Regions from separate parts of the Homo sapiens genome. Here all the other regions are linked to region 1. Evidence: chromatin loops called from intact Hi-C (ENCODE). Cell type or tissue: endothelial cell of umbilical vein. All regions are shown on one strand. Region 1 has its middle 69 kb from the start of RHOB. Region 2 has its middle 18 kb from the start of HS1BP3-IT1. Region 3 has its middle 24 kb from the start of HS1BP3-IT1.

What was found. A loop is a pair of places that touch in the nucleus more often than their neighbours do. Peaks named below come from ENCODE experiments on the same cell type or tissue, not always from the same donor. Only the 100,000 strongest peaks of a DNase experiment are listed, where the experiment ranks them.
Region 2: a loop joins it to region 1, with 3 times the contacts of the local background. A loop is called at or near these places in 13 of 110 quality-filtered maps.
Region 3: a loop joins it to region 1, with 5 times the contacts of the local background. A loop is called at or near these places in 21 of 110 quality-filtered maps.

The regions. Positions count from the first base shown.
Region 1 is chr2:20,511,586-20,519,585 of GRCh38, reverse strand. No RefSeq gene overlaps it. Among named protein-coding and RNA genes, the nearest start is that of RHOB, 69 kb to the right of the region's middle. RefSeq lists silencers at 2,104-2,203, 2,214-2,263, 2,294-2,343. In endothelial cell of umbilical vein, no CTCF peak of the experiment used is centred here; DNase peaks (open chromatin) are centred at 2,445 and 4,515; H3K27ac peaks cover 2,373 bases.
Region 2 is chr2:20,606,966-20,614,965 of GRCh38, reverse strand. It overlaps a transcript of HS1BP3 not described here. Among named protein-coding and RNA genes, the nearest start is that of HS1BP3-IT1, 18 kb to the right of the region's middle. RefSeq lists enhancers at 1-10, 5,302-5,801. In endothelial cell of umbilical vein, no CTCF peak of the experiment used is centred here; DNase peaks (open chromatin) are centred at 1,745 and 3,515; H3K27ac peaks cover 2,100 bases.
Region 3 is chr2:20,565,010-20,573,009 of GRCh38, reverse strand. It overlaps a transcript of HS1BP3 not described here. Among named protein-coding and RNA genes, the nearest start is that of HS1BP3-IT1, 24 kb to the left of the region's middle. RefSeq lists an enhancer at 933-1,433. In endothelial cell of umbilical vein, no CTCF peak of the experiment used is centred here; DNase peaks (open chromatin) are centred at 1,479, 3,719 and 5,489; H3K27ac peaks cover 6,181 bases.

The DNA of each region.
Region 1 (8,000 bases):
GAGGCAGAAAGGCTTCCTGCCAAGGTGACTTCCAGGTACAAAGCCCTCCAGCCACAGGAGGTGCAGAGCTGTGTCCTCTCCTCCAGGGGGTTCTCAGAGACACAAGGCTTAGGTGGAGGGAGCAGGAGCCCGCCCTATCTGTCAATCAGCAAACTTTCACCAGATGCCCTGTTTGTGGCCAGCACTGCGCTACCCCAGGAGACAGGAATTGTCAACCCCCAGGCCCCACCATCTAATATCCAGGGCCACTTTTCTTTGTCCATTCTCCTCTTCCTCACTTTCCATCCTGGCCAAGTCCAAACTCAGCCCAACTCAATGGCCAACCTGACAATGGTTCAAGAATGGGGACAGCTCCTTCTCCCTGGGCCTGCCCACATCTGAGACCATTCTTGAGCCCCTCTTTACTGAGATGGTATACTTGGCTGCAGCAGTCAACAAAGGGGGTTCAGGCAGGGCTCCCTCTCTGTGGCAGTTGCTTAATTGGCCCATCACACCAGGCTCTTCCATGGGCACAGGCCAGGATAGGGGTTCTCCTGCCATGGGGATCAGTGAGGATAAGGCATCTGTCTTAGTCTGTTTTTACTGCTTTAACAAAACACCTTAGGCTGAGTAATGTGTAAAGAACAGAAATTTATTTCTTATAGTTGTGGAGGCTGGGAAGTCCAAGATCAAGGCACCAACAGAGAGGTGAGGAAGCTCTCTGTTTTCAAGATGGTGCCTAGTTGCTGTGTCCTCACATGGAAGGAAGATGGTGGAAGAGACTCCCTTCAACCTCAAGTCCTTTTACAAGGGTGTTAATGCCATTCATGAAGGCACAGCCCTCATGATTTAATTACCTCCTAGAGGCCACAAACCTTAATACTGTTGCATCAGGGATTAAGTGCCAATATCAATTTTGGAGGAGAGACCATTACTCAAATCATAGCAGCATCGTTTGCCATTGGATACTCATTGTCCCCCTTATGATCTGAGAAACATTTTAGTCTTTGGAGAAAGGGGACCATTGTTAATGGTGCTCCAAGGCAGAAGACCTAAGATTCCTTGTAAAATGTTGATCTCAGAAGTTCATTTCACTCTTAAATCATTTCAAAAACTCCCATTCTTCCCAGGATAGCCTGGTCTTCTCAGTGTAGCTTACAAGCCCCAGCACAATCCACCCTTTGCCACTCCAACAGAACCCTGCCACTCCACGTGCTCCCTGTCCCCGCTGCAAGCTTGAATCAATTGCTGAATTCTGAGTAGGCCATGCTTGTTGGTTCTAATGCACCTTTGCACAAGCTGTTCCCATCCCCACAACACTCACATCCTTGTCTGTCTAAAAAACTTTTTTTCATCTTCAAACACTCAACTCAAACTTTAGCTCTTCAATAATGTAGTAGAGGATGCTCATGGATGGAGGCCTAGAATGGAGTGTCCCTTTGGAGCTTTGTATCTCGACTTCTGTAAAATTATTAGAGGTAATCAGGGAAATAAATAGGCCAGGCACGGTGGCTTACGCCTGTAATCCCAACACTTTGGGAGGCCGAGGTGGGTGGATCGCCTGAGGTCAGCAGTTCGAGACCAGCCTAGCCAACATGGTGAAACCCTGCCTCTACTAAAAATGCAAAAAAAAAAAAATTAGCTGGGCGTCATGGGGCATGCCTGTAGTCCCAGCTACTCCAGAGACTGAGGCAGGAGGACCGCTTGAACCTAGGAGGCGGAGGTTGCAGTGAGCCTAGATTACACCACTGCACTCCAGCCTGGGTGACAGAGTGAGACTTCGTCTCAAAAAAATAAAAATAAAGAAATACATAATAAATGAACCTAAGTGTGTTTAATTGTCCAAGTCCAAGGTAAGTGCTCCAAATGTACACATACTTAAAGTATAAGTGTATTAAACTGTTAAAGGGGTGGCATGCAGAGCACAGATGTTTGAGTCTCTCCATCCAAAAAACAAAAGAACAAAAAGTAACAATTATTAAGGCATTTAAATAAAGTACCCCATAAGCAGGTGCCTAGGCTGTCCACTGATTGACCCCCATATGGGGGTGAGGAGGAGAGACCCAAATGTTTCTGGGGTGCTGGGACCATTCTAAAATCCACTGACCAGGATGCTCTAGGAAAATGAGTGGCGTCCACAGTCCCCTGCTTGATGTTTGGCTTTACTGGGTGGGGTGAGGGCCTAGAAGCTGGTGGGAATGGGGGTGTTAACAGTGAAGGCCTTTCCTGAAGAAGGCAGAGGGTCTCTCTAGCTTCTTTCCCTCCAAACAGCACTCCCCACCCTCCCGCCCTGCCCTGCCCTGGTGTTCCTGCCAGGCCCGCAATGAGAGCTGCTCATTGGCCTCCTTCTCTGGCTCTGCACTGAGCCAAGAAGGATCGGTCAGGCTTGCAGCTGAAGGGGAAACAAAAGCTGTTTTCATGAAAGACGGTATTGATTCTGTTTTTAAAAAGGACGAAACCCCACTTCTGAAATGAGTCACTGTGGGAAGGATTTGAAATGTGACATTTTTCTTTTCATCTCTTCCTTTCCTTCTGAAATTTCAAAGTTGAGCCTGGTAATGGAAGTAGGTAAAGATTTAACCAAGTAAGCCTTTAGGACATTCCTTCCCGCTCCCCCGCCCTTTATTTATTAACTCTCAAGAACCATGTGGCACAAACAAAAGTGCTTGAGGTCTGAGTGCCAAAAGACCTGGATTGAGGTCCCAGGTTCACACGACCTGGAGGCTTTCTTCCTCCATGGGGCACCTGCAGTATCTCTGGGGGTGCCCAGCCCTTCTGGGGTCTCCAGCAAGCACCCTGATTCTGACCCATGCAGGGGACAGGCAGTGAGCAGGATGACAGGCTTGCCTGGCTGAGGAAGCCAGCCCATGGCACCTGCTCATGCCAGGAGGCACATCTAAGATGCCCCGCAGCTCCACAGACCACTTCAGCCAGCTGGGGATGCGGAGGAGAACAGAGTGGCCTCCTCCCCCGAGCTGTGTTTGTGGGGCTGTTTGATGTTTCCCTAAATAGGTATCAGATTGAACATTTTGAAAGATCCCACCTTATGTAAGTGTTACCCTCTAAAATAGAAACTCTACTTCATATTATTTTCAGCTTTCTATGAAATGAGCCTCAGATCCCTCCAAGAGCCCTTTGTCTAAGGAAGAGGGGGCTGGGGGTGGGAAGGCAGAGATCCAGGGAGATTGAGGTTGTTTGCCTGTTTTTAGAATCACAGACTCCCCAGGTTGGAAGGACCCACACAGTCATTTCCGACAGTCCTCTGGCTCCAGGAAGGACCATCCTTGAAACTGAGTAGGAGAAGGGCCTGCTCCCACTCTAATAAGTTAGAGTTAGGTTCCTGTGGCCTACGGGTGTATTGGCCTCTTTGTACACAACCAGCAGGATTCTCGCTGCTATGGGCTGAGGGTGCACAGACTCTGCTCTCACCATCTTCATCTGCACTGGGCTCGAGCTATCTAACCTCACCACTGCCACCTCTTCATCCCTCTGCAGGGATGTGCTGGCACTTCCCTCTGCCCTGCTCCCACACTGTAAACCCACAGTGCCAGGTAGATGGCAGGTGCTTAATCAATACTTGCTGGGCTGAATCAGTCCATGCACTGACTAGCCTGCCCAGTTTCAAAGCCTCTCCGTGGCACTTCCCAGTGTGCCCGCCACCTCTGAACCCCCCGTGCCTGGTTAGCACTTCTAACTGCTTCTAAGCTTTGTCCCACCATCAAGCTTCCAAGAGCTTTGCCATCAGCTGAGCAAAGAAGAAGCTCCAGAGCCGCCTAAAACCCAGTCAATTTCAAACAGGAAAGGCCTCCATCTGGTGCCACTCTTGGAAGACACGTGACTTCTTACCTTTCTTGCCTGGCTCCAGGCAGAGGATACTTGGGGACACCTTCACACACTACCTCTCCCGCCCAACCCTGCTCATGTCCACTCCCAACAGGTGGCTGGGTGTGTGCGCATCTGAGACACTCACCTGCTCTTTTCCTCTCTGACTGTCGGGTGACCCCTTAACCTTGCCATCACAGGGTGTCCAACCCGGGGGGATTCTGGCTGCTGTGCTCTCATGCTGCTGTTAGGATTCACTGCAGGGCATGTGAGTCACATGACCAGGGAGGGGAACAGCAGAAAGGAGTCTGCTATGGTTTGGCTGTGTCCCCACCCAAATCTCATCTTGAATTGTAGCTTCCATAGTCCCTACGTGTTGTGGAAGGCACCCGGTGAGAGAGAGCTGAAAACATGCAGTTTCCCCCGTACTGTTCTCATGGTAGTGAATAAGTCTCTCAAGATCTGATGGTTTTATAAGGAGTTTCCCCTTTCACTTGGCTCTCATTCTCTTCTCTTGTCTGCCGCCATGTAAGACATGCCTTTCGCCTTCTGCCATGATTGTGAGACCTCCCCAGCCACGTACACCTGTGAGTCCATTAAACCTCTTTTTGTTTATAAATTACCCAGTCTTGGGCTTTATCAGTAGTGTGAAAACTGACTAATACAGAGCCCTTACCTCACACTCAGTCAGGGCACGGCCCCAGCGCCTGCCTTCCCTGACTATGCGTCACTGCAGGGAAACATGCATTCCAGAGGGCTCAACAGGAAACCAGAGGGATGAAGTCAGAAGCGGGAGGGGCTTCCAATTTGACTCCCAGTCCTAGCCCCTGCCTGGCTGAGATACCCTGAAAAAAACAGCAGCACTCCCCTGCCTCAGTTTCTCTGTCTGCAACAGGGGAGCACAGAGAATTTTTCAGATGGCTGAAGTGTGGCTGACTCATGCTGTCTTCTGTCCCCAGACTGACCCCAATTGGGCCATCATCTATGCGGAGGTCTGTGTAATGAGTTTTTTTTCCTCCTAATAGGAATGCTCCCCCAACAGGACTATCTGTGCCCTTGAACTGCTCTTCTTGAGTCCTTTGTGGCAGTGCCATGTGATAGGTGTAGACCATCTTTCCCCCTGGAGCATGTGCTCTGTGAGGCCCCCAGTGTGTTCATGGCTCTGTTTACAGGACCTAGAAGAATGCCTCATGCACACTGGGTGCTCGATATATATTTGCTAATGGAATAGGTGGTGCTTCCTGATGGAGCAGTCACCGTCCTTGGGTTGGCTGGGGGCTGTCCTGATTACCCACCTCAAGCTTGACTATAGAGAAAACCAAACCAGCCCCAGGGAACTCAGACCTGAAGGGGCTTCCAGTGGTGGGGCCAGACGGCTACATGGAGAGCTAGAAAACAGGTGTCAGAGAGAAGTACCTCAGCAGGAGCACACAGCTCTCAGGAAACACGAAGCAAGGTGTCAGGGAGGAGGTGGAAAGGGACTGGATGCAGAGGAAGGGCAGGCTGTGTTCAGGCGACGCGTTTGTGGGTGGCATCCAGGTGCCAGGCTGCCTGTGTCCTGTGGCTGCCACAACAAACCACCACAAACTTGGTGGCTTGCAGCAACAGAAAGGTGCCGCCTCACAGTCAGAAGTCCAAAGGCAATGTGTCATCCAGGCCAGTCCTTTCTGGAGGGTCTGGGGGAGCACCCGCTTCATGTCCCTCTCCTTGCTTCTGGAGCTTTCTGGCAGCCCTTGGTGTCCTTGGCTTGAGGGCATCACCCCAGCCTCGGCCTCTGTTTTCACATGGCCTTCTCCCTGTGCATCTCTGGGTCCCTGTGTCTTTACATGGCTGTCTTATAGGTCATTCGTCATTAAATTTAGGGCCCACCCCAACTGGTACAACCTCATTTTAACTTGATTATATCTGCAAAAACTCTATTTGCAAATAAAGTCACTGTCACAGGTACCAGGGATTAGGATCCCAACAGGTCTTTTGAGGGGAACACAGTTCAAGCCACAACACAGTCACAGCAGGTAGAAGGGATGGTATGGGCAAAGGGTCCTGAGGCTGGCAATGTCCCCAGGCGTTGGAGAGCATGAAAAGTCTGCTGTGGCTGGGGCACAGGGAACTGGGAGACAACAATGAGGACGGACGGATAAATGGGGGAGATTATAGAGAACCTTGAGTTCTCAGCTAACGGGTCTGAACTTTTTCAGCAGGTAAGTGGGAGCCACAAAAAGGTTTTTTTTGTTGTTGTTTGTTTGTTTTGAGATGGAGTCTTGCTCTGTCACCCAGACTGGAGTGCAGTGGAGCGATCTCAGCTCACTGCAACCTCCACCTCCCGGGTTTAAGCAATTCTCCTGCCTTAGCCTCCTCAGTAGCTGGGATTACAGGCACCCGCCAATATGCCAGGCTAATTTTTGTATTTTTAGTAGAGACAGGGTTTCACCATGTTGGTCAGGCTGGTCTTGAACTCCTGACCTCAAGTGATCCACCCGCCTCGGTCTCCCAAAGTGCTGGGATTATAGGCGTGAGCCACTGTGCCCAGCCCACAAAAGGGTTTTGAGTGAGGGTTGGTGAGATGTGTGGAAGAAAGATCACTCCAAGGCAGGCAATGAGGAATGCAGAGTGGAGGGGGCCGCGTGACCCTGGGAGACCCACTGGGAAGCTGTCGAGGCAGCACAGATAGCAGGGTGGGAGTGGTGGGGAGGGAAGGAGGCCAAGTGCAGGAGAAACAGAAACCAACATAGTGTTGTTTGGGGAAACGGGGAGGAAATTGTGTGAAGAAAAAAAGACCCTCAATAGGATGGGATGATGCTTAATCTGATAAAACGGTGGCATTTACATTTCAGATCTTTCTTTTTTTTTTTTTTTTTTTTTTTTTGAGGTGGAGTCGCCCTCTGTCACCCAGGCTGGAGTGCAGTGGTGCAATCTCGGCTCACTGCAACCTCCACGTGCTGGGTTCAAGGGATTCTTGTGCCTCACCCTCCCGAGTAGCTGGGATTACAGGTGCGCACCACCACACCCAGCTAATTTTTGCACTTTTAGTAGAGACAGGGTCTCACCATGTTGGTCAGGCTGGTCTCAAACTCCTGCCCTCAGGTGATCCGCCCGCCTCAGCCTCCAAACGTGCTGGGATTACAGGCGTGAGCCACCGCGCCCAGCCACATTTCAGATCTTGATTCCATGTTTGTTCAGCTCTGAGGCTTATGCCTTTGGGAAGGTCCAGGCAGAGCATGCAGCCCAGGTCACCCTCGGGACATGATGGCTTTCAGCGTGGCTCCTGGTGGCTGTGGTAGAAGAACGGGAGCCCTGAGGGGATAGAGCTGCAAATCTCTAATGGCAGCTCCCGCCATGGCGGAGTTGGGGTGGTGAGGGGGGCCGTAGGGCCCAGAAGCCCCACTTTGGGGTAGCAGTCTCTGGGTTGAGTAGTCAAGGCCTGATGATCCAGGGGACCCTGTCAGCTTTGGGGGCTCAGTGAGAGGCCGGCTCTGACCACTCGGGGTGGAGGGGAGAGGCCATTCCTGGGTAGACAGCTTGCTCCTGGTAAGTGAGCCACACAGGACATAGCCATGCATCCGCCATGCCTGTGGTGGCTGCCAGCTGAGCCTCACACACATGCCCCAGAGGCAGGGGCTGGAAACTGGGGGCATCCTGTCCACTCCCAGCCACCCTGGTTCTTCTTCCCCATGTGCTCCTCTCCTCTCCCATGCAACTGAACGGTCCTCACGGTTGCACCTTCATGCTGGCCTTTCTCTCTAGGTAAGGGGGAAATTACACCAGCTGAACGTAATTCCCTGCACAGCAAGTTGGGCCTATTGACTCATTGTTCTTAAAAAGGCAGAACAGACTGTGGACATGGGGCCTGAGAGAAAGTGAGAGGCAGAAAGACACAGCAATGGGGAGGGCGGTTCACCGGCCCTCCCTCCTGCATCCACAGGCGGTGGGCTAAGGGGCTCTTGCCCGATTTAGAATTGTGCGCCCCAGCCCTGTAGACTCTCCCCTGTGCCCCGTAACTCTACCCACTTACTCATTCATGAAATAACCTAACCTAAAGCACCTACGATGTGCCAGGCCCTGTTCCAGGGACTAGGGACACAGCAGTGAACAAGACAGGCAGGTGTCCCCTGTGCAACTGTCACTCGGTGGGAGTTGTCAGAGCCAAGTCTACAGAGAAATGAATACCGTCAGACAGATCAGGCAGCAGGCAGCAGTGT
Region 2 (8,000 bases), 95 kb before region 1:
GAATCCCACGCGGTACACAGATATCCACCCTCCTCTGTGGCTGGCCTCTCACTCCTGTGCTCCGTGGCTCTGGCTACTGGGAAGAGCCAAGCAATTTCATGTGTCGGGTCATGCTCAGGCTAAAGCTACAGCTTCTGAAGTGGGATTATGGGCTCAGCATGTGGCCTCGGTAAGCCGACTCTTTATTGCTGACTTTCAGAGGCCTGATGCTTCTCTGCCAACTCAGCACATAGCAGCCGCCTCTGAATGGCTTTTTAAATAAAGCTGGGCTAGCTCTCTCCAGGCCAACTGGCCAATCATGTCGTTTGTTTTCCCACATGCAGAGCTCATCCATAAACACTAAGCACGTAATGGGCACCTACCGTGTGCAGTACCTGTTCCAGGCAAGTTGGAGGAAGCAAAGATGAAAAAACTTGAGCCATTAAAGCCAATTCTACCAGGAGCCATGCTGAGCCTCTAGTTTCACTTCTGTTCTCTGGGCCTTCTGCCTGAACCTCAGGCACAACTAAAGGAGGTGCCTCCTCCATGCGGCCCTCTCTGCCTGTCCTTCCCCCTCTGCCACCTGCCAGCATGGACAGTTTGTTACCTGCAGCCTGGGCTCAGCTTTTGTTCCATTTCCTGGAGCTGCCTTGGCAAAGCACCATAAACTGGGTGGCTTTAAACCACAGGAATGTATTATCTCACAGTTCTGGGGGTCACGAGTCTAAAATCAAGGTGTTAGTAGGGCCATGGTCCCTCTGAAATCTCTAGGGAAGGATCCTACTTTGTTTTGTCCTGGCTTCTGGGGGTTTCCTGGCAACACTTGGGGTCCCTTGGTTTATAGCTGTATCACCCCAGCCTCTGCCTTTGTCTTCATATGAGTTTCTCTCCTCTGTGTCTGTGTCTTCACACGGTGTCTTCTCTGTGTCTGTGCCCAAATTTCCCTCTTATAGGAAAGAATACCAGTCATTGGATTACGGCCCACTGTAATCTGATATGACCTCATTTCCCTTTAATTATACCTGCAAAGGCCCTATTTCCAAATAGGAGCACCTTCACAGCGTCCTTGTGGACATGAATTTGAAGGGACGCAATTCGACCCAGTACAGTTACCACCTGTCCTGAGCACGTGGCATTCAGCAGCAAGCAGAGGCCCATTCCATTCTGCAAGGCATGCCCCCTGTGCCATCCCTGTGTACTCTGTGTGTTTCAGCAGTGCCATGTCGGTTTCACTCCCATGTGAGGGGACGTGTCAGGAGGAAGCTGGGCAGGCAGTTGTGTGTGTAGACACCCACCACGGGCCATCATTATAAAGTTCTGTCCTTTGCAGCTGCTGCCAGACATGTCAAATTCTCTCTATCAAAAGCTGGATCTCTTTATTAAATAGTGAAATGACTCCTTAGATAACATGTGGCACAAACTGGAGAGCTGGTGACACTCAGAGCTATCCTGGCTGGCAGGCGGGCAGCGGCGTTCCTTCCTTCCTTCCTCCAGCAGTGCCCCTCTGGAGAAGGCCTTCCCTGGCTGGACCAGCACTGTCTGTTCAGAGCCATAGGCAGCTGAGTCCTGGGGCTCCCCCTTGCCATCACCCCATTATCCTCTCGCTGGCCTCCGAGGTAGTCGGAAAGGGCTCTGAGGATGCTGGCAGTGGGAACTAAAGGCTTCCGGAGCATGGGAGCTGCAGGCCAACTGCCTTTACTGCTGCCTTCTCAAGCTGGTTTTCTTCCTTTGCTGAGATCGCCCTTGACGTCTCCACAGTGTGTTTCTGTTTTTCCTTTTGGTGTTATCGCCACTTTGCTGATTTTCCCCTAACAAGTGCTCTAGGTCCCAGAGGGCAATGTTTTTCTGGATTAGAAAGTAGAACAGCTGATTTCTTGCCCACCTGTTTCTCAGACATCAGAAGCTGCAGAGAGGCTGAGCTTGACTCAGTCCCCCCCATCCCCAGATGGCTTCATTTTACACCTAGGTTGGTTCCAGGACCCTAAATTGGGCTCTGTCTGCTTGTATGGGTGGCCCTAGGATTTGCATCGGGACCTCACAGTCTATAAAATCCATGGCTGTGGAATGGAAAATGGTGCAGCACTTTGGGAAATAGATTTAGCAGTTTTTACAACAAGTAAACATAAATGTACCACACAAATCAGCAATTCCACTCCTAGGCATATACCTAAAGAGAAAGAGAAATATATGTCCAGTCAAAGGCTTGTACACAGATGTTCATAGCAGCTTTATTTATCACAGCCAAAAAGTGGAAACAATGGAAAAGCCTCTCGGCTGGTGAATGGATAAACTAAATGCAGTAAATCCATATAATGGAATATTATTAGATCACAAAAACGAATGGAGTGATACATGCTGCAATATGGATCTACCTCAAATACATCATGTTAAGTGACAGAAGCTAGACTCAAAAGACCACGTATTGTATGATTCTATGTATAGGAAATTTCCAGGACAAATCTACAGAGACAGAAAGATTAATGGTTGCTTCAAGCAGAGGTTGGAACTAACAGTGACTGCAAAAGGGCACAAAGAATCTTTCCCAGGGTGATAGAAATGCTCTAAAGTTGGCTTGTTGTGATGGTTGCACAATTTGATAAGTTTACTAAAATTGTTCAATTGTACACTTAAAATGGGTGATGTTTACGGTATATAAATTATATCTCAATAAAACTGTTAGGATAATTTAATGATTGGAAAAAGAAGGAAACCAACAAATCCATAGGCAGCAGAGTGCAGAGATTAAAAATGTGAGCCAACTCCTGGCTTTTGGGCTTCCTGGCTGTGTGACCCTGGGCCAGTTACTTAACCTCTCTGTGCCCCAATTTCCTCCTCTATAAAATGGGGGTAATAATTTTACCTGCCTCATTAGGGTAGTATAAGGCTAAATGAGTTAATATTTGTAAAGTTATTTGAACAATACCTGATGCATAGTATTCATTATATGTGTGTAATTAACATTCTGTTGAAATTCTGTTAAGCTGCTGTCTATTGGGCTATGAGGAATCCTAGAGTTTGAGTACTCCCTCTCTTCATCTGAGAGTGAACACCAGACATCTTCGTGGAAAGGGGTGCTGATGGCTTGCTCTCCATGGAGGGTGGTTGTAGGTGCGGGAGGAGGCTGTGCCACCCTCTGCCATCTCTCAGCTTCTCTGAACCCCACGCTGCTGAGCAGGGTGATGGCCTGCTTCTGCTGCCTCACCGTGGGGTGGGGGGCATGGGAATGGGCACATACAAAACCACTGGAGACCCAGAAAGGGGCCCTGGGATTGAGGGACCCTGTGTCCAGGGGGCCCTGGTATGTGACTGGGGACTGGATCCAGGTGGGTCATGGAGGTCTACCAAAGGGAGGGTAGATGGAACGAACTGGAAATGAGCCATTCTGACAAGGAATAATGTCAACAGGACTGCGGCAGCGGGGAGTACATTCCAGCTCACCCCACACTCAGAGCAACAACAGCTCTCCCAGCACCATGGAGACAGGAAGTAAACACATCGGTTTCCCTCTCCTGGTCCCTGAACTTTGCGCACGATGTGGTCAAGTGGAGAGAGGTTTCTGGCAGTCCCAGCGGCCCATGGTCAGGCTGGCCTGTATCCCTTTCTCTTTACCCCTTGGGATTTCCCAGCTTCCTTATCAACCCTCAATCACTTTGGGAGGGAGTGAGCCAGCGTTCCCCCTTCCTTCGAAAAGAAGCCACACACACAAAGACTTAGACACGAATGTTCACAGCAACATTATTCATAAGGGTTCCTCCCCCAAAGGAAACAACCCAAATATCCATCAAACAAACGGTCAATGAACAAGCAAACAGTGGCACATGGATGCAGCGGAATGCTGTGCAGCGTCAAAAAGGAAAAACCCTCTAACAGACATACCACAATGGATATCACAAACATGCTAAGTGAAAGAAGCCAGACCCCAAAACTATATCTTGTATGATCCCACATATATGAAACCCTAGAAAAGGCAAAATTGTAGTGACAGAAAGCAGACCCATGGTTGCCAGGGGCTGGGGATGGGCAGGACAGGAGTGGTTGGCTGCAAGGGGCCATGAGGCAGCTTTTGGGAGTGATGGAAGTGTGCTACGCTGTGAGCATGACTATAAACGTTCACCAAAACTCATCAAACTGTGCACTTAAAATGGGAACATTTGATTATACGCGAATTATATCTCAATATACCTGTGGAAACCACAGTACAAAACTGAACATACTCTTACCATACTCTCCAGCATTTGTGCTCCTTGGTATTTACCCAAAGGAGTTAAAACTTATGTCCTCACAAAAATCTGTACATGGATGCTTATAGCAGCTTGATTCACAATTACCAAGACTTGGGAGCAACCAAGATGTCCTTTGGTAGGTGAATGAGTAAACAGACTGCAGTATATCCAGGTGATGATTCCACTGAGCATTTAATTCAGTGCTAAAAAGAAATGTGCTATCGAGCCATGAAAAGATATGGAGGAAACTTAAATGCCTATTACTAAGTGAAAGAAGGCAATCTGAAAAGGATATATATGTTGTATGATTCCAGCTATCTGACCTGGAAAAAGCAAAACCACAGAGACCATAAAAAGATCAGTGGTTTCTGGGGTTCAAGGGGAAGAGAGGGATGAATAGGAGGAGCACAGAGGATTTTTAGGGCAAAAACTTATCTGTATGATACTCTCATGGTGGATCCGTGGCATTATTCATTAGTTTAAACCTACAGAATGCACCGCACCAAGAGTGAACCCTAATGTATGCTATGGCTCTGGGTGATAAGGAGGCGTCCATGTGTCCATGTAGGTTCACTGGTAAATGTCCCACTCTGGTGCAGGCTGTTGCTGGTGGGCGAGGCTGTGCATGTGTGGGGGCAGGAGGCATGTGGGGACTTTGTACTCTCTGTTCAATTGTGCTGTGAACCTAAAACTGCTCTTTAAAAAAAATCTACTTAAAAATAAAAAAGGAACCACAGGGAGGAAGCTCATGAAGTAGAAGATGCCTGCTGCCCCAAGATACCTGGTATCCCCAGACCATGCCCCACCTTTGGTGATAGCCCCCACAGTCCCCAGGGTACCTGGGCTCCAAGTGAGGCTTAGCAAACGTTTCACTGATGGTGGGAGGGGTTTCCAGTCCAGTAAATGGGAAAAACTGAGTCAAGGGGCTGGGGGCACCCTCTGAGGGAAAGGACACCTCCAGAGTCCTCTGGAGCAATGAGGGGTCAGAATCCTCAATTGGCCTGGAAGTCCTGGCACCAACTGGCCTTTGTTCCTTGACAGCATCTCTCTCCTCCTCTGTACGATTTCCAGCTTTTCTTTTTCTTCCTCTAGTTACCCTGTGTTGTCCTGGACAGGTGAATGGGGAGAATTAACTGCATGGTGGCTCAGGGCCTACTGGCACAGTATGGGATGACACACAGCTGAGCAAATCCACAGAGCGGCTCAGCCCAGCCTTCCCTCCTCTCCCCCACTCCTGGAATGAAGCCAAGAGGAGCCTCAGTATTCGGAAAACTGTTCAATGTGCTCCCTAGAGAAGGCTCCAAGAGCTGAGCTACAACAGGCCTCACGAGAACAGGCCTTTTCCTGGAGGAGAGCTCAGAGGTCCCCCCGGGCCCCTGGAACGGCTTTGAAGTGGCAATCTTACTGAAGGTCTCCACCAGGACCCCTTTGGCTTGGGGAGTGCATGGTCCTTTGCTGGGATGCAGGAAGGCTGCTGTGGGTTCTCATGTGGCAGAGAGCGAGGACTAGAGCCCTGAGAACCTGACTTCTCACAGGCACTATTAGAGCAGCAGGCCAGGATCCTGATGCAGCGCCTGGCGGCCTCTGCCCCCAAGGACGGTGCTCATCCTGCAGCTACCCATGGGTGGAGAGCCACAGAGCAGGGGCCCTTGAACACCTGTGTTTCTTGGATGGGCATCAGTTCTCTCTGGGCTCCTGCCAATCAGGCCAACAAGGTTTTGGGGTTTGTTTTCCCTGTAGCCAGGCGGGCTCAGACATAGCTCTTCTCAGCAAGCCTGACCTCTTAGGCTTTTCAGGACCTCAGCATTTATGAAGTGTGCCTCAGGCCTCTTCATGCTCAGAGCTGTGGGAGAGGGCCAGGGAGGAGAGATGCATGACTAGTTGGAGCCACAGGAGTGAGGCATAGGAACTCCGCAAAAAACTCTTGGTTTGAAAGATAGAGCACTGAATCAGAAAGTGGAGGGCAGAGGTGGGGACTAGAGGATGTGAGTGTGGCAAAGGCTGGAGAACTGGTTTCCTTGGGGCAGCAGAGTGAGCAAGGGTGACAGCCGGACACCCTGGAGAAAGTAGAGGATGAGCCAATGAGAGTCAAGAAAACACTTGGTGAAAGACAGAAATCTTTGCCCGAAGATCAGGAACAAGACAGGATGCCCGTTTCTGCTACTTCTTTTTTTTTTTTTTTTTTTTTTGAGACGGAGTTTCGCTCTTGTTGCCCGGGCTGGGGTGCAATGGTGCAATCATGGCTCACTGCAAACTCCACCTCCCGGGTTCAAGAGATTCTCCTGCTTCAGTCTCCCAAGTAGCTGGGATTACAGGCATGCACCACCACAGCCAGCTAATTTTGTATTTTTAGTAGAGACGGGGTTTCACCATGTTGGTCAGGCTGGTCTCGAACTCCCAACCTCAGGTGATCCTCCCGCATCGGCCTCCCAAAGTGCTGGGATTACAGGCATGAGCCACCACACCCGGCCTGTTTCTGCTACTTCTATGCAATATTGTACTGGAAGTTCTAGCCAGAGAAACTAGGCAAGAAAAAAAAAAGACATCTAGATAGTAAAATAAGCAGGAGAACCACATTTATTTGCAGATGACATGATCTTACATGTAGCTGATACTAAAGAATCTACAAAAAAACTATTATAGCTAATATATGAATTTGACAAAGTTGAAGGATACAATATTAACACAAAATTAGTTATATTTCTATACACACTACAAAAGGAAAATCAAGAAAACGATTCAATTTACAATAGCACCAAACACAATAAAATAACTAGAAATGAATTTAACAAAGGGAGGGGAAGACTTGAACATTGAAAACTATGTAACACCGCTGAAAGAAATTAAATAAAATTTAAGAAAATAAAAAGACATTCCATGTTCATTGATTAGAAGACTTGATATTGTTAAAATGACAGTAATCTCCAAATAGATCTACAGATTTAATGCCATGCTTATCAAAATCCCAATGTGATGTTTTTACAGAAATGGAAAAGCTAATCCTAAAATTTGTATGGAATTACAAGGGACCCTGAATAGCTAAAGCAATCTTCAAAAAGAAGAGCAAAGTTGGAGGACTTATACTTCCCAATTTCAAAAGTCACTACAAAGTTACAGTAATCAAAACAGTGTGGCACTGGCACAGGATAGACATATAGATCAACTGGATGGAATTAAGAGTCCAGATATAAACTCATACACGTGTGGCACTTGATTTATGACAAGGGTGCCAAGACCATTCCATGCAGAATAGCCTCCCAAGAAATTGTATTGGAGGGGACATCCACGTGTAAAAGAATGAAGTCAGAGGCCAGGTGTGGTGGCTCATGCCTGTAATCCCAGCACATTGGGAGGCTGAGGTGGGCAGATCACTTGAGGTCAGGAGTTTGAGACCAGCCTGGCCAACATGGTGAAACCCTGTCTCTTCTAAAAATACAAAAATTAGCTGGGCATAGTCATGGGTGTCTGTAACTCCAGCTACTCAGGAGGCCAAGGCAGGAGAATTGCTTGAACCTGGGAGGTGGAGGTTGCAGTGAGCTGAGACCACACCACTGCACTCCAGCCTGGGCGATGGAGCAAGACTCTGTCTCAAAAAAAAAAAAGAATGAAGTTGCACCCTACCTCATACCATATGCAAAAATTAACTCAACATAAATCAAAGACCTAAATATAAGAGCTATTACTATAAAACTCTTAATAAAAATATAGGGTAAGTCTTCATGACCTGAGATTTGGCCATGGATTATTAGATATGACACCAAGAGCACAAGCGGCCAAAAAAAAATAAAAAGATAAATT
Region 3 (8,000 bases), 53 kb before region 1:
TAGTATTCTGCCTACCACATTCTCTATGTTGCGGTGGCTACCAGTAGGCTGTGGCCCTGGGGACCACAGAGTGATGGGCTATGCTGGCAGACAGGAAGGCTGCCCAGGCCCCTCTGCTCCCATGGGGCTTGGCAGGGAGCAGTTAGAAGTGCAAGGAGCACAGCTGCAGCCCTGGAGCAGGGGCCACCTGTGTTCCTGTCCACAGATTCCTGAGCAGGCCCAGTGACCCCCAAACAGATGGGAAGGACAGGCTGGGAGCTGATCCCCGGGCTCCAGTACCCTGAAGAGACAGGAGGAAGGAGCCTCTGAAGATTACAATAATCACTGCCATTTATTGAAGACCTTCCATGTTCGAGGTACTTTTCTTCATTGTGTAACTTAATCCTTATAATAATTCTAACCATTTTACAGATAAGGATACTGAGGCTCAAAGAGCTTTCATAACCTGACCGAGATCTCACAGTTGAGTGAGAAAAAAAAACAAAATAAGAACTCAGGTTGGTTGGAGGACAAAGTCCTTGGTTTTTCACGACATCATGCTGTCTCTCTGTATAACAAACTTAAAGTTCTAAATCACCAGCATAGGGTGGAGTAGGGTACGGGGACAGGACTCCAGAGTCCTGGGGCTACACGAAGACCTGAGTCAGAAGTCTCTGTAGCCCCATAGCCTGTGTCATCAGGGACGGAGGAAGTGTTCTGATAGGAACAGAGGAAAAATGGCCCCAACCTAGAAATCTTGGTGTTCTGAGCTGGAAGGAGGCAGCAGAGCCTGGAAAGAGCCTGAGCAGAACTACATGAGGGGTTGGCAGCAGAGCCAGGCCTGAGCCCTGCTTCCCAGCCTCTCCCCTGGGCCGCCCTGCCCCTTCAAGGAAAGACTTCAGAACCGAGCCAGCTCTTGAGCCATCAGAAAGGAAAGAGTGCAGGGGGTAAAACCAAAAGCCTCAGTCTCAGTCCCAGCCCTTGCTCTTAGCTCTGTGACTTTAGATATGACTCAACCTCTCTGAGCCTGGAGTCCTTGGAAATAAGATGAGGCAAGAGGGGAGCAGGCCTGCGGGGATCTGAGAGAAGGGGGAATCTCCATTCCTGGCCTCGGTGCTCCGGCCTGCTGGAGAAGAGCAGGCAGGACCATGTCACCTGAGTGGCCTGCATTCTGGCCCAGCCCTTTGGCAGTGGCACTGGGGAGATACCAGGCTCTACTTCGAGCTCGTGAAGTGGCACCTGATGTGAGCAGGTGGACCTGGGGCACTCAGCAGGCTCCAGGGAAAGACTCCTGGGGGAAGCTCTGGTGAGCATGGGCCCAAGGCAGGGGCACAGAAGTACCCATGGGCCAGGATGTGGGCCCCAGCAGGTCCAGGAGGCTGGAGGGAGTGAGCAGTGGGAAGATCTCTCTCTGCTGCTGTCCCTTCTTCTCAGGAGGACCAATACCAGGCATCCGAGGCACGCTGTTTTTCCAACCGATGGCGCCAGTCTGTTTGGCCAATGACCTTTGGAGGGAACCAGGGCAATAAAGTTGGAAATGCCGAGGCACAGGAAAAAGGACACAAAGTCGAACAATGTGGGGAGTGTTCGGCAGGAAGAGAGGGAACAGGCCCGGGCTGCCTCACAGGCCTCTGGCTCCAAGAGTCTGGAGGTGCATGGGGTGGCCCCGGGGCTCAGGCTGTGCTGTGAGGGAGGGGCCTCTGCTAGGGCTGGGTCCCCAGCCTAGAGCTTGCTCCCCAGCCTAGGCCAGGGTGGAAAAACGCAGAGGGAGCAAGGCTGGGGGAAAGGCCTGACAGAATGGAGTGCAGCCTAAGGAAGGGGGTGCTGGGGTACCGTCAAGGAACAGCCATCTTCAGACTTGGGCCTTCAGTTTTGTTTTTTCCTTTAACCGCAAAGTCTAGCAAACACTAAGCCTCAAGGCCTGGTCTATGTCTCAGAGCAGCGGAAGAAGATGGGGACCCTGTCCCAGAAGCCGGACCCTCCCCAGTGTCCTCACTGCCCTGTCATAGGTCTTCCTCTTCTCTCTCCCTGGGTTCTGCAATCCTTCCCAGCCCTCTCCTGGCTCCCTAGTGCCTTTAGGATAAAATCCAAGCTCCCAGCCGGCATCTGAGGCCTTCCATGACCCTGCCCAGGGCTTTCTGGCCTCAGCCCGAGAGAAGCAAGCCAAACAGTGACCCTTTATGCAACAGACCCTGCTGCCCTCCTGGAAGTCACACCTCCAAACTCCTCCAGCTCAGAGAGCCACTTGCTCCAAGCCTCCAGGCCTTGCTGGCTTGTTCCCCTTTCTGAGACACCATTTCTTCTCCTCCTCCCCTAGCAGAATCTTACTAACACCTGGGAACTCACTTGGGCAGTTCTTGGGAACCACCTCTTGCTCTGTCAGCCTGGGTAGCCCCAAGATGTCCTCCATGGCCATCCTAGAATTATCATAAGGCAATTAGACATTTACCCATCTCTCTCCCACCATCCTGAGCCCTTGGGGCTGCAATGGAGGCTCTCTTTTGTCTTTATACCCATGACCAAGTTCAGCTGCCAGGCGACATCGAGTACCAATGAGCCCGGCAGCTAGGAAAGACATGATCAGCAGGACTGACAGTGGCCCTAGGGCTCAGCCGCAGCAAGCAGGTGCCCAGGGAGCATTTATGAGATGCATGAGCCCAAGAGCTCAAGTTCAGCAACCTGACGGCGATCATTTGAAGGCCAGAGAATGGAAGGAAGGTGTTTTCCCTGCTCTAGCATTCTATAAAGTTGGAAAAATGTTTACCCCAGGAGTCAGGAGATAGTGCTTTAAAACAGAAGCGGGACTCCATATTCTGGTGTCCCAGCCTAAAAGAAGGGGGAAAAAAAACTCTCTTTTCAAACGTTTCCATGAGAAGAGGGTGCTGAGGATGAGAGGAGTAGTCTCTGGGGTGTCAAAAGCCCTGGAATTGCTTGTGGCCGGGGTTAGGGGAGTAGACTGATTCAGGTGGGAGCCAGGTGCAGCCCGTTGCATAAAGGATCAATGTTCGGTTTGCTTCTCTCAGGCTGAGGCCAGAAAAGCCCTGGGCAGGGCTGGGGGCAGCCCAGAGGGACTCCTATGAATGACCAGGCAGAGGGTCCTGATCCCAGGGAGGGAGACTGTTGGGGGCTGGGGAGCAGCACCTGCCTGCCTTTTCTGGAAAGTAGAGAGAGGCGGTGGGGCAAATGGGAAGCAGGGCAAGGTTCAGGGAATGTGTGAGGCTTGGGCTTCCTGGATACTCTAGAACTTAGCCCACAGCCTGGCCTGTGACTTGAGGTCCCCTGTGCCCAACTCCAAGGGCACAGGCCAATGGTTGGGAGACTCACTGGGATCAATGGAGTCGGAGGATCAGGAGGACACTGGGAACCAGTGGGGCTGGTGACCGAGAGAGGCATGGCTGTGGGTTTGTTGGTGGACTTAGGGGAAGGGTTGCCAAGTAAAATACTGGTTACATTTGAATTTCAGATCAATGAATTTTTTTAGCCTGAGTATGTTTCAAATATTGCCTGGGAAATACTTAGACTAAAATAAGAATTTGTTGTTCATCTAAAACTCAAATTTAGTTGGGTGTCTGATATATTTCTTTGTCAAATTTGGCCACCCTATGTAGGAGTCAGCCTGTTCTGAGAGGCAGCCACAGTCTGTCCACAGGCCCAATTACAGCAGACGTTTCTAAAACAACAAAAGCCCCAGCAGCTTGCACAGAAAAACAAAATACGTAACTTCCTGAGGACACGTTATTGTCTGAAGGTGGAAGTCTGCGATTTTGAAGGAAAAAACAAAAAGTTTTCTTGTAAGGAAGAGTGAGTCACAGACAGGCTAAACATGTTTCTCTGCCTTTTGGGGGTGGTGGGACATGGGCCTCCCTTTCTCTCTCTCTCTCCTGCCTCCATTCTTTTGGCTACCCGGGAACAAGGCCCAGGCAGGCTGGGCTGGGCTGCGGCTGAGCTGTAGGGCCACTGTCAGTCCTGCTGATCATGTCATTCCTAGCTGCCGGGCTCATTGGTGCCCGAAGTCGACCAGTACTCTGCTTACCCCAGAGAGTCTCCAGCCCACTGGGACCTCAAGCCACAGACCAGGCTGTGGGCTAAGCTTTGGAGTGACCAAGACGGCCTCGAGGGCAATCTCCTTGCCAGCAGTAGAGAGGATGCTGATGAGTCCCTTGGGAGGTCCCAACTGAGCTCTGGGGCTCAGAGCTGGGAGAGGCTGCCAAGATCTGCCTGTCCCTCATCAGGTGGGAACTCTTCGAGATAAGCACTATGTCTTATGGTTCTCCATCCTGTCCCCAACACAGGGCCTGGCCTATCACGGTGAGTGTGGAATGGGATGTGGCCTGGGCAGCTGCCCAGCCCTGGGCCCTGAGCTCCTTCCAGGAGCTGCTGCCACAGACAGGCAGATGTGTCAGCATGGCTGGGCCATGGCAGGCCTGGGAGCCTCCTGATTTGGTTCCTGTCACCTCCTCCCTCACCTCCTGTCTAGTCCCCAGACAAAGGGCCCAGTTACAAGCCACAAGTCTGATCCTGTTGCTGCTCTGCTTAAAACCTGACAGGGCTTCCATCTCACCCCGAGTGAACACTGAAGCCTGACGGCGGCCCAGGCTTGGCCCCTTCCTCCATTACCCGCCCGGCTCCAGCTCCTAGGAACCCCCACCACGTGCTGACCCTGCTCTTCTTGCTGTTCCCTGAACAGACTGGGGTTTCTGCACTTGCTGCTCCTTTTTCCTAGAATGTTCTTCCCCAGGTAGCCACGGGACTCCTTCCCGCCCTCCTCTAAGTCATTCCTGACCACGTGTGAGACTGCAGCCCCCTACCCCGCACCCCCCAGCACCACCTTTCTCCTCCTGTGAGGCTCTTTCTCCTGCTAGAACTGACTTGGGTTTGTGTCTGTCTCCAGCTAGAATGGCCCTGAGTATAGGGATTCATTTCTCTTTTGTTCTAGGCCCTTAGCTTCTAGGACAGTCTGGGCAGTCAGCAGGTCAGGGGTGGTGGGGGTGGTCCTGAGGCACTGAGCGAGACCAGCCCTAGAGGAGCAGGTGAGGAGGGGGCTGGAGCTGCCCTCCTAGGGGACTGACTGTTCAAATGACCTCCAGAGAGCCCCTGGGGACGTTGAGTTCCCCCTCGGTGCTGGGGGCCAGCTGTGGGAGCCACATCTGCATCATTGGAACTCATCTCCTCTTTCTTGAAGCTGCTGCAAACTTGGGGTCAGGTTCCACTGGCACGGAAGGGACACTGTGGGTCCTAAGGAGGGAAGCTCAGCTACTCCCAGGGACTGGGGTGAAAGGGCAAGGTCACAGGTCAGAGAGTGACCTTTCTAGCCTGCGGTCAGTCCTCTGGGCACAAAGGCAGCCTCTCCTCTGTCTGCAGGAGCCTGGAGACTGTCTGGCCCCACGGCATTCCAGGCATTCTTTGGGGTCCTAGTGGCCGGGGGCTGTGTCTGGGGGGGAAGTAGGTCTTTATGCCAGTGAGGAAGTGTCTGGCTGATCGCAGACCCCCTTTGTTTGGCTGCCAGCACCACATGCCTTCCTCAGGCCTCTCTGTCTTAACGAACTTACCAGCAGGGGCGAGGGTGGGTATGGGGACTGGGATACTTGGGGCCGGGCCCTCCTGTGGCCCTGCAAGCACAGAGCCCCTTGATTCCCCAGCGTCTGACTGGCCTGGCCTCAGGCAGCCCAGTAGGAATCAGTGTGAGGGCAAGGCTGAGATGCCCCCAGCTTCTGCCCCCTTGTTCTAGAAGCAGCACCTTACAGGGAATGTGGCTTGACCAGTGGAAGGAACTTGAGTCCGGGGGTCACCCATATTGATGTGAGTCCCGTGCTGCTGCCACTTACTAAGGATGTGACCTTTTCTCAGTAACATCAAGTCAACTCCCAAGTCTCGGTGTTGTCGTCTGTAAAACGAACTAGTAATATTCATCAGATCGTGTTATTGACAGATTAGATGAATCTGTGTGATGGTGAGCAGGGTGGCTTCTAGCACATGCAGGCACCCAATACCCGTGACTTCCATGGTGTCAGGAGATTCTGAGAGGGGGACAGAGTAGGAGAAACTCAATCCTTGTTCTCAGGGGTTCAGGGGCTAGAAGGGTAGTGAAGGGACCTCTAGGAATGGGAAAAGAGAACCTGTGGGGGGCCAGCCTTGGTGGCTCATGCCTGTGATCCCAGCACTTTGGGAGGCTGAGGCAGGCAGATCACCTGAGGTCAGGAGTTTGAGACCAGCCTGGCCAACTTGGTGAAACCCCGTCTCTACTAAAAATACAAAAATTAGCTGGGCATGGTGGTGTGTGCCTGTAATCCCAGCTAGTCGGGAGGCTGAGGCAGGAGAATCGCTTGAGCCCAGGAGGCAGGGTTTGCAGTGAGCTGAGATCGCGCCATTGCACTCCAGCCTGGGTGACAAGAGCAAAACTCCATCTCAAAAAAAAAAACAAAAAAAAAAACCTGTGACAAACTCCATCCCTGGCCTCACAGCTGCCTGTCACTGCAGCCAAGAGAGAAGTGCCTAGAGCTAGAGCCAGAGTGCAGGTGGCCAGAGTGAGCAAGTGATGCCTGCTCCTCCTTGTCTTCCTTGACCAGAGAGCCAGGGAACAGGAGACCCAGTGTGACTCTGAGGGCTTTGGACCCACAGGTGCTCAGGCCACTGGGGCAGAAATGCTGAGAGCTGGGAGTCACCCCACCCGGACCCACATACTACAGATCCCTGGGCAGTTCAGAGACTCAGCTGGGAAGGAGTCAGCCCAAGCAGTGTCTGTGTCTCCCTTAGAGCTGTACCCCGGCACAGGCGGGGGAGATGGGCAGTTATAGGGGAAACATCTTGAACTCTACTGCAGGGGAATAAGTCTGGCTGCCAAAGGAAGGGCTCCCCAAGGAGTGAACTCCCTGTCAGTGCCGGGATGGGGCAAAGCTGGTGAGTGTAGCAGGAGCTGCAGAGCCTCCTGTCCTGGGAAATGAGCTGGGAGTTCCTAGAGGGGCAGGGTGGGCTGTTTGCTAACTGCGACCTTGGTGGAGTTTGTTAAGCCCTTTCCTCATTAGTGAAATAGGGTTGTCATAACTACCATACCAGGAAGCAATGCGTATGTGGTAGCTAGCTTGGAGCGCTCAGCCATGAATGATGGCTGTTCTTTTTCCATGGAAGCCTTGGCCTGTGAGGCAGCACATTCCAGTTCCAGCCCTGACTCTACATCCATCTCACTGCGCAGGCTCCAGCAGGGCTCCGGCTCTCTGGGCTGCTGCTGTCCCGCTATATCCTGAGAGGAGTGACAAAACCCTGCTCTGACCTGCCTGGTGGCTTTGGCTTGGCCCTGGAGAGCCCTGCTCCCTGTTGGTGGAGCAGGATCAGAGGTTCCACATTCATCTTCCAGTGGGATGAGTGCAGCTGTTATTAGACGTACCCTAGTTGCAGGGTGTGCTGACTGTCCCACGGGGTGGGGTTGGCCTGCCCGGGAGGGGCTGTCCCCACCACCACCCTTTCCTAGTTTGTGGGAGGCTACAGATGGCTGCCAGGGTCAAGCTTCAGAGGAGATCTCCTGGGTATCCCTGGGTCAGGGTATAGCAGGTGGCAGGGAGACCCACTCTGTCGAGATCATTAATTGTGGAGAGGGTCTGGCGGGGGACAGGGGATGGCATTCAGAGTGGTCCCTAGGCTGTGTGGGAAGTGGACAGGAGGGTCAGGAAGCAGGGGCCATGGAAGTGCCTGGTCCATCTGGTGGAGGAGCCACAGTCTTGGGTGAGAGCAGGCTGTGGGCGACACGGGGGCTGCTGCCCTGGGTGAGTGTGCAGCAATTGCACCCTGGGTATGGCCTCACCCCATTTTATCCCCTATACACAGCCGGGCACTGAGCTGGGGGCTAGCTCTGCTCTGGGCCTCCTAGTCTTAGGTCTTTGCTGGCTAACTGAGCCACAATTTTGTGTCTTCCCACAGAGACTGTTGGACCTGCTGCTGGGAAGAAGTGGGTAACCTGCTCTCAAGCTCCAGCATTTGGCAGGTTAAGGCCATGATCCCAGTCTGGGCTGTTGCTAATGTCCCTCTCC